Regions from separate parts of the Homo sapiens genome. Here region 2 is linked to region 1. Evidence: chromatin contacts called from ENCODE POLR2A ChIA-PET data. All regions are on one chromosome and are shown on one strand. The core of a region is the stretch at or near the end of the contact, and the rest is flanking DNA. Distances in the headings are between cores, read along the strand shown.

Region 1 (4,419 bases), core at 564-3,063:
GCCTTGTGCATGGTAAGAAAAGCTTCTCTTCCAGAACAATACCCAAACAGAGACTAGCGTCATGTGATACACTTTGGAAAACCCACTGGGATTAATTTAAACTTCTAACACTACTTGGAAAACAGCATTTGGCTTCAGAATTGACTTGAGATTTTTCACGTATAAAGTTTACCAATTTCATGATAATTTGGTCACTTTTCTCACAACATCAGAAAGCTACCGTATAGTCCTACACATACTGACCTCACTAGTGGGAAAATGAATTTTCTCCACATTAGAGGAAGGTGAGGCTCTGTGATGTATGGGGAGTGCTGAGGCTGTTCCCTAAGAAGGCCTCTCAGGGACCCACTAGCCCAGAATAGATGCTGGGGGAAGAGGCCCCCAGAGCTCCCAGCCCCTGCAGCTACAACTCACGTCCCAGGTTTGTTGCTTTTGCATCTCTGCTTCCTACTGAGGAGGAGGTTCAGACCTCTGCCTGTGCTCCAGCAGGTCATCCCTGAAGGGCAGGGCCTGAGAGAGGCTGAGCGGATAAATGCTTCTGCTAAAGCTTTAGCACCTGGGGTCTCAACAGCTCACCTTCAGCTCCAGGAACACTTCCAGCAGAACAGATGTTTCCATGAGAAGCCGACGGGTGTTCTTTTTCCCAGTTACCCTTCCCTGTGTCATTTTCCAGGAATCCAAACTTGTAGAGACAAAGTCTGAGTGGTAAGAGCGTGTGCCACAGATTTTTCCTTGTATGGAAACATCCAACTCAAACCCACCTTTATTTATGAGGGAGTCGCTTCCTGGAGATGCACCCTGCCTGTCACATCAAATCGACCTGCTGGATGAAATACGTGGTGAAGGGGCCCATGGACACATGGTCCGTTAGTTCTGGAAATACCTCTCCTGGTGCCTCCTCTTCTCTGTGGAGAAAACACCTTCCCTTGCCAGTGTCTCAAGAGTTTACAAATATTTTATTCATTCTTGCCACATATGAAGGACTTCCCTCCTGGTCTACAATCTAGCTTTGCAAACTAACTTTTCCTTTCCTCCTTCTTCCTTTCTTCTCCCTCCCTGCTTCTCCCTCTCTCCTTCTCTTCCTCCCCTCCTTTTTTTTTCCTGGAGAAAAACATTCCATTTAAACAAAGTAGGAAAACAGAAGACCCAGTGAAATTGAATAACAAGGGGCCCCACTGTGACATCCCAAACCCACACTGCTGAGATAGGACTTCTTGGCATGGAGAGTTAATAGGAAAATGATGATCTTAAATGAGTTAAGGACAGAGTCCAGGAAGGCTGACTGTCGAAGCACGCTGCTGGCCACTTCTGTCTTCACAGGGTGGGGAGGAGAAAGTGTAGGAGTGGTTTGGGATGGTAGCAATTTAGAGGAGGCCGAAGGTGGGGTGGCTGGTTTTCTCTTTTCTTTTCGCTAGCCCTTGAGTGTGGGACCTCCTTGCTTCCTTGACAGACTGTTAGGCTCATCTCTTTTATGTAATCCTGCAAGCCAGGATGGCTGTGGCTGCAGAGGGCATGCTGCCCTTCCTCTCTTCTCTTCCCTGCCCCCACTTGTAGGAAAAACAGGGGGCATGGGGAAAGGCAAGACATCATCTGCAAGGACTCCATGCAGTCCTCATTATTGTTGTCATTTTAAAGCACATGTTTGCCTCTTGTAGAGAAAACTTTTACCCAGCATTGCAGTGTGCGATGCCTCTGTATGTCTTCACATTTGTATCATTAAACTCAGTGACAGGGTGATTGGGAGCTCTGTGCCAACCCCCAGATGACAAAGAACAAGCCTGGCACCCTAGTCTAAAGAACATGAGGTCTGCCGGGCATTCAGACAGGTGCAGCTGACAGCCAGCTACACAAGACAGAACCAGATAAGGGTGTAAAGGAGGCGTGGGCACCACCATGTGGAGGGAGTGATGTTAACTTAGGTCTTGGGTGGTCTGCAGAAGGAACTTTCACTAGCTTGAGATGGATGCGTTTTCCAGATAGGGGAAGCGATGCCAGCAAAGAAGTACAGTGTGCCTGGAGGGAATCACTAGAATGTGGATGGGCTGGGGATGGAGGCACTTAGAAGGGAGATCTGGCAGGGGACGGAATGGTGAGAGGCACAGACTCCAGAGCCAGGCTGCCTGGGTCCAACTCCCAATCCTGTCACTTAATAGCTAGGTGACCTTGGGAAAGCTACCCAATCACTTTCTGCCTCAGTTTTCCCCTCTGTAAAATGGTAATATAGTACTTCCTTCAGATAGGTCACGTCTTCTCATATTATTGACCATATATACTAATTATATAATTATAACATAGAAGTCTATATAGTTAACTATTAAACAGGAGTTAACGATTACACTCTGCTATGTAGGATATTATCGTAGCTATTATTATTTGATACATTGTTTGCATGGGGTCTCACATGCCAATTTGATGAATGTGAATTTATTCTATAAGCAACGGAGAGACATGAAAGGGACTCAAGGTACATTTTATATGATCTGACATGGTTTCCAGCAAATAGATCTGGCAGCTATATGAAGGCTAGGTGGGAACAGGCAAGGCTGGCTGCAGGAAGACACATCGATGTCTCTTTCAATCTAGACAGGGCCTCGCCCAGGGCTGCAGCAATCTTCATGGAAAGCAGGCTGTGCATGAAATGATGGTGATCATATGAGCAAGGCTTCACAGTGAATCAGTTTGGGAATCTTGGGAACAGGGACTTACTGAGTTCAGAAAATGCATCATGCAATGTGAAGTTCAGGACTGCATGAGTTTTAAATATATATGTGTATATGCGTATATAAGTATGTATGTGAAAATATATACATAAAGTCTTATAATAAATATAGGCAGTATTATGACATGCCACACATTTATGGTGTGACTGCCTTTGCTTCTGTGTGATACTGAGGCAGTCTATTCCTGAGCCCGACAGCCACCACTCTTCAATAAAGACTCATCCTCCCTAATAGAATACTTGCCCGCACTTTCCAAATGGTAGGCAATCCAATGAGGATTGAAATAAGTGTTTTAAGAAAACATTTTTAAGAGTTTCAGTATGTAAGGACTTTGTGTTTTACATCTAGGTATCTTGTATTTTCAAAGGTTATTTTTAATTGGCATTGCATAACCTGCTACTGATTGATTCCCCAAATTCATATTCAGCTTATGTCTGTAATTAGGTGAAGTTGAACCCTCCCAAGGGAAGAGATGTGGTGAGCTTCCTCCACACCTGATCTCAGAAGAGCTTCGTAACTGTCAGAAGAAGTAAAGCTTTAAAAATGTGTGTGCACATCAGCATGGTGCTTGTAGGTTAACGTGTCCTGACAATGTCAAGCTATTGATATATTGGCTTACCCAATACAGGACTTTCCCGCTAGAATGAGGGCAATTTGTTTGTCAAACTTGTAAGAATTTTAGTGACAGTTGTTGAAATGGGGGATGAGTAGATGGGGGTTCATTGTACTGATCTTTCTACTTTTAAATACTTAAAATCTTTTGTATGTGTACTTTTTTATTTTTAAAGAGAATTCAACTTTTGGAAATTGGAAGATACTGTTAGGTATAATTCCCTTAGAGAGTACATGGCATGATTTTAGGGCCATCGGAAGGACCACTTATCCAGTCTAGCCTGATGCTCTCAGCATGAGATCAACTCTGTGAGTTAAAGTCACTGTCTTTAGTTCTTTTAAAGACAAACAAGGGTTACTACCTATGAGCTTGCACAGTGCCATACAAATATTCATTCGAGGCAGCACATATTCAGTGTTTTTTGTTTCTTTCATTTTGTTTAATTACCTGGCTTCTTAGAAACCAGGGAAGTGTCTCAGGAAGTGCTCACAAGATGAATTTGGAAGTAACATAAAGAAAAATCAAGAACGTAGCAAATTTCCCAGAGTGTGGCTCTCAGAACTTGGGAGGAGAAAAGGGCCCCCCAAAAAAGAGTGAAAGAATAAATAGCTTGGATATGAAGATAAACATTTCTTATATGATTTCACCTAAAGCCAGCTCAGCCTGTATCCAGCTCCTGGGTGTAGGTAATGACTTAGGAGAGAATCGCATTGCCTTTCTCCCCTCTGCATGGGGAAATCCCAGCTGAGCTCCCCAGGGATCAGATTTAGTAGTGGGAACATTTTAAAGGTTTTGAGGGAATCTCCAAATCTGTATATTCTTACAGTGAGGAGCAGAGTTAGCATTGAATGGGGCTGTCATGGAAGTATAAATGAAGGACAAGAAGGAGAGCAAGGAGCTTAACAGCTTGGCCCTTTCTCTCACCCAGGTGCAAAGCATTAAACATTTAAAGGCTTATAATGGGTGTGTATATTAAAATGGGAACAGGAAGGCCACCTAAATTTAGATCCTACAGCCAGCTTTGATGAGGGAAAATGAAAGTCATTAATATCCTCCATGAAATTAGAAGCTATCTTTCATTCTTGC
Region 2 (4,419 bases), core at 535-3,034, 240 kb after region 1:
GGGGTCTTAAGGATGTTGCTCATTTAACACAATTGTTGGCATTAAAGAATTTCCAGGAAATGTCAACAGTTGGGTAGCTTTGAACAGCCCTAAAAGTGACTCAGCCAGATGGTTCCTGTAAGAATTCCTCCCTCATTCCTCCTTGTCTGCCGTCCTCCTCCTCATACAAGCTGTTTCCAGAGTGCAGATTAAGGCTTGTCAGCCAAAGAGGAACCCTACTTCAGATATCTCAGGCAACATTTACTTATCTTCACAAGCTTCCTTATTTTAAGTGCAGAGCCCTCTGACCTTTCGCTGTTTGTTCCCCTTCATCTAATTTACCCTACGTGAACTACCGCTTTTCCTGCTCCCTTCTCCTTCCCTTGCTGGTCCATTAATGCCAGCTCCTTCCTCTCTTTTTTTCTCTCCATCCTTTCTTCTCTCCTGTTTCCTCAGGGAGATGTCGAGTTTTAGCACTTCACAGCCGGAGTGATACAGAGCTGCTCTTTCCAGGCTAGCTCTGTCTTTTGCTTCATGGCAGAAACTTGAGTGTCAAGTCCGGATCCCTTGGCCTAGAACTCTGAAGAGTCAGCCTCATTTGTTAGTTCCGAGACAGACAGCTTTGGGAAGCTGAGAAAGCGCAGATCCTGGTCTTGCTCCTCTCCCTGGAGTTTCACTAGCTCTCAGGCCTGCTTGGCCTTTGCTTCTGAGGAGTCTGGAGTGATTTGCCATTCCCACAGGCGCCTCAAATAGCCTATGTCTGACTTAAATCTGATCTAGACCCTTTCATCCTTCCTACAAGGGAGTTAATGACATAGGGAATTTCAACACTGAGCCTGAACCTGTGGGGTCTGTGCACATGACCTGCACATCAGGTGCAGCCCCTCAGGCCTTCCTAGGGTCCCTCCTTCCCAGGGCATTGATGGCCAATGATGAGCAGGTCAGAGACAAAGGGGCATACATACACATGTATTCCAGACTGTTGTTCTAGGATTGAGTCCCTTCAATGAGCGAGAAATGAATTAATCTATAATTGCCCAAGAAGGCTTCTAAAAGTGACTTAATCTTTCGCTTTCATTCATGGCTGAAGAGAAGCAGTTAAGGTGATTAGAATCTGTATAAAATCAGGAAAGAAAGGTGTTTCTATAATTAGAATGACATTTTAGAGGAAGTCCAACAACCAGCTTAGGTAGTTTATCTTACAGAGTTGTGGTTGGACCACAGCAATGCTACAAAAGCTGTCACAGCTCAAGTCATCGTTCAGGAATTTACCCAGCAGATGTAGACTCAGAGATAGGATTCAAAAGGGAGCCTCAACTTGAATGCACAAGGCAAAGGATTTTGAATAGCTTCCATTTGCATCAGTTTTTTGTAGCAGTCTTGGCTTAAGTAAATTGTAACACTGCGCTTCTGGCGGTGACTTGGCATAAACTCTGTGAAGTGATGTGCCTTCTTCATCTCTATCATCTAGACTTCTTGGACAACATTCCCTGCAGGGGCCATTACTACTGCCAAATGCATAAGGGCTGGGGTGGAGGAGTGAGGGCGCCAAGCCCAGGGGATATCTAGGCAGAGGGATCTTTCCTGCTTAAGCAAAAGTTAGGTAAATAAGGGTCAATAACATGGTAGCCTATGAATTAGAGTGAGGTGAAGTTATTTTTGTTTTCATTTCTATACAGAGTTGTGCATACATCATGTATCTGTAATTCATTCTTACAGTAATTGTAAGTCATTTCATTTTTTAGATCGAGTCACCCAGGCTTGTCACAACAGGTGCTAAAAATGCACAAGATAAAAGAAGCAAGAAGTGAAACCGGAAAATGGTTCTGTGAATCAGGGAGGTGGGGTGTATAGACAGACATCAGAGGACACCCAGGTTTCTCTTCATTTCACCAGTAAAGAGCAACCTGAATGACTTACCATGCAATTATATCTGTTCTTTTTAAGCAACAGTTCAGAGACTATGAAAGCAGCGCTGATCATATCATGTGGTTTACTAGGAGGCATATAATCGCAGGTTTACAAAGCAAGAAATGGGACTAAATTGAGACAAACCAACATCACAAAGAGAATCCAAAATCCATGAAAGAAGAACTAGCTCCTAGATTTAAAATTTATATAACTGGTTAGGAGATTCGAGTTTTCATTGAGGGTTGGTTCTCAAGTCACATTGCTGAAAGAAACTTAGGGGAATGGATGCCATCGTGATGACACTTCACATTTGGGTGGATGGTGCTTTTAGTTTTGACAAAGCACTCTCCTTTTTGGCCTTATTTAGAACTGCTGTTAGATTTACTGCAGAATCATGTGGTATGAGAATGTCATATGTTCAAGACAATAATCTATGTGGATACAGGGGGTTGCTACAATGTTATCATAATAGATGGACTGAATTCTGGATGTATTTATATCAGGACCTGCTCATGAAGGAGTGAATGAGATTTCAGATTTTGCAGTATTAATTCTTATTTTTAAGTGAAGGGGAAACCATAGACCAGAAGGAACATTCATGAGCATTCTCTAAGACTCAGCAAAAGATAGAAAGGAAAGGCCAGCCCCTCCATAAAACACTCTATGTCATGCAAATTTGAAATTAGGCTGAGCTCAATCTGCGATGGTTGCCCTTAAACACTGCTAAGAAGGAAGTAAGCAAAGACGCTCTTTTAAATGGTCAGTGCTGGGCACAGTGGCTCATGCCTGTAATCCCAGCACTTTGGGAGGCTGAGGCACGCAGATCGCTTGAGTCCAGGAGTTCGAGACCAGCCTGGGCAACATGATGAAACCCCATCTCTACAAAATACAGAAAAAAAAAAATTAGCTGGGCGTGGTGGCATGTGCCTGTAATCCCAGCAACCCAAGAGCCTAAAGTGGTAGGATCGCTTGAGCCACAGGAGGTAGAGGGTGCAGTGAGCTGTGATCATGCCACTGCTCTCCAGCCTGGGTGACAGAGTAAGATCCTGTATCAAAAAAAAAAAAAAATTGTTTTTCAGTGCTTGGTGTGAAGTATTAGGTTACAGTGTTAAAATACTAGAGAATTCTAGAGAATTCTAAAATTTGCTCCCCCAATCTAAGAGCTATGTTCTCATCCTCTTGTTGTCTACACTAGCTTTGGTTGTCCACACTAGCTTTGGACACACAAACACATACCCAGAGGCCATAGGTAGGTTACTTGCCTTTCATTTTCACATTTCCAAAATGAGGGTTTGAACCAGATGGCTTTGAAGTGCCTCCAGTTCCCACACGCGTTGGTTTTCAATCAAAATTGTAGGTCTGTTGATTTCCATTGTTCAGCTTCATGGATGCTGACTCATGAACAGCCTCCCCCAGCACACACACAAACACCACAGGCACCCACACCCCTCTACCTTGGATGCACCCATTCATGCTTCAGATCCCACAAACTGATCAGGCGCCTATATTGAGAGCAGCAGGGTGTAAAAAACAGGCAAAGAGCTGGAATTGTATTTTCTTTTAAATCTTTATTTATCCTTTTCATTCCTTTATCCCACCAATGCAAATTGCGGAGAACAGCTGGAAGCCACGTCAGAGCGGCACAGGCCAGCTGGCTGAGTGATGCTGACCGCTGGCTCCGAGCATCGAGCATCGCAGAGATCACAACGGGCATCAGCTCTGGAGCTCCTAGCGGCAGGCACAGGGCTGCTGGAGGCCCGCAGGGAGGGCCGCCTCCCAGCTTCCACAGTAGTTTGGCCTTAAAAACACTAAGAACAGTTGCATTCATTGTCTTTTTTTTTCTTCTTTTTTTCCTTTAATAATAAAAAAGAAAACCAAAACCTCCTATAATTTATAAGCTATGTTTGACTATCTACATTATATAGAAAATATAGACTCTGTTTACTTTATAACACACATCTTTTTCCCTTGATAAATAACTCTTTAAAATATCTAGTATACATGCCTTGACTTCTTATATATATAAGTTTGGTTTTATACATATACATACATATATACTCATGTTTGTAAAACACAATAAATATATACTCGACAATGACAGCCAAACAAATGCCATTTTGGTTAAAAAACACAACAACAACAATAAAAAGCAGATGAAGTACTATAAAAGCACCAGGCAGCAGACAGAAAGTCACATTTGCTAGAAACTTCTCCCTCCCCTGGGCAAGGCACAGGGCAGAATACTAAATACGTCCAGGTGCCTGAAAGAGAAGGAAGGCAGCAAAGGAATGGGTCAGATCACAAGCTTTTGTTTTGTTTCTTAGCCTGGGATTAGACCAAGAATCACAAGTAAGTCATTGCGTTTATAAGGAAAAACCAAGGGGCTCATTCAACAGCTTAGCCCTTGTGGTGGCTGCAGGGGACAGTAGAGACCTGGAAGGGGAAGGAGAGAGACAGTGACCTGGTGACAACTCCATGACTATTGTCTAGCCCCTGCCTACATCTGCCCAGGCAAGCTTTTGATTGCCA

The links. ChIA-PET counts read pairs that join two places held with the same protein, here RNA polymerase II (POLR2A).
Region 2: POLR2A ChIA-PET joins it to region 1 with 12 read pairs in A673. The contact joins two enhancer-like sites. POLR2A ChIA-PET finds 5 or more read pairs at or near these places in 3 of 52 experiments (A673, H1 and activated T-cell).

Annotation. Positions count from the first base shown.
Region 1 is chr6:13,119,183-13,123,601 of GRCh38, forward strand. All of the region lies in intron 5 of PHACTR1 (phosphatase and actin regulator 1), which reads left to right. Among named protein-coding and RNA genes, the nearest start is that of TBC1D7, 210 kb to the right of the region's middle. Within about 2 kb of position 1,814, at least 3 of the 41 ENCODE cell types and tissues checked have a DNase peak (open chromatin) inside an H3K27ac peak, as active enhancers do.
Region 2 is chr6:13,354,392-13,358,810 of GRCh38, forward strand. GFOD1 (Gfo/Idh/MocA-like oxidoreductase domain containing 1) reads right to left here. Exons shown (of 2, transcript NM_018988.4): 2 at 3,439-4,419. Among named protein-coding and RNA genes, the nearest start is that of TBC1D7-LOC100130357, 28 kb to the left of the region's middle. RefSeq lists a silencer at 1,225-1,314. Within about 2 kb of position 1,785, at least 12 of the 41 ENCODE cell types and tissues checked have a DNase peak (open chromatin) inside an H3K27ac peak, as active enhancers do.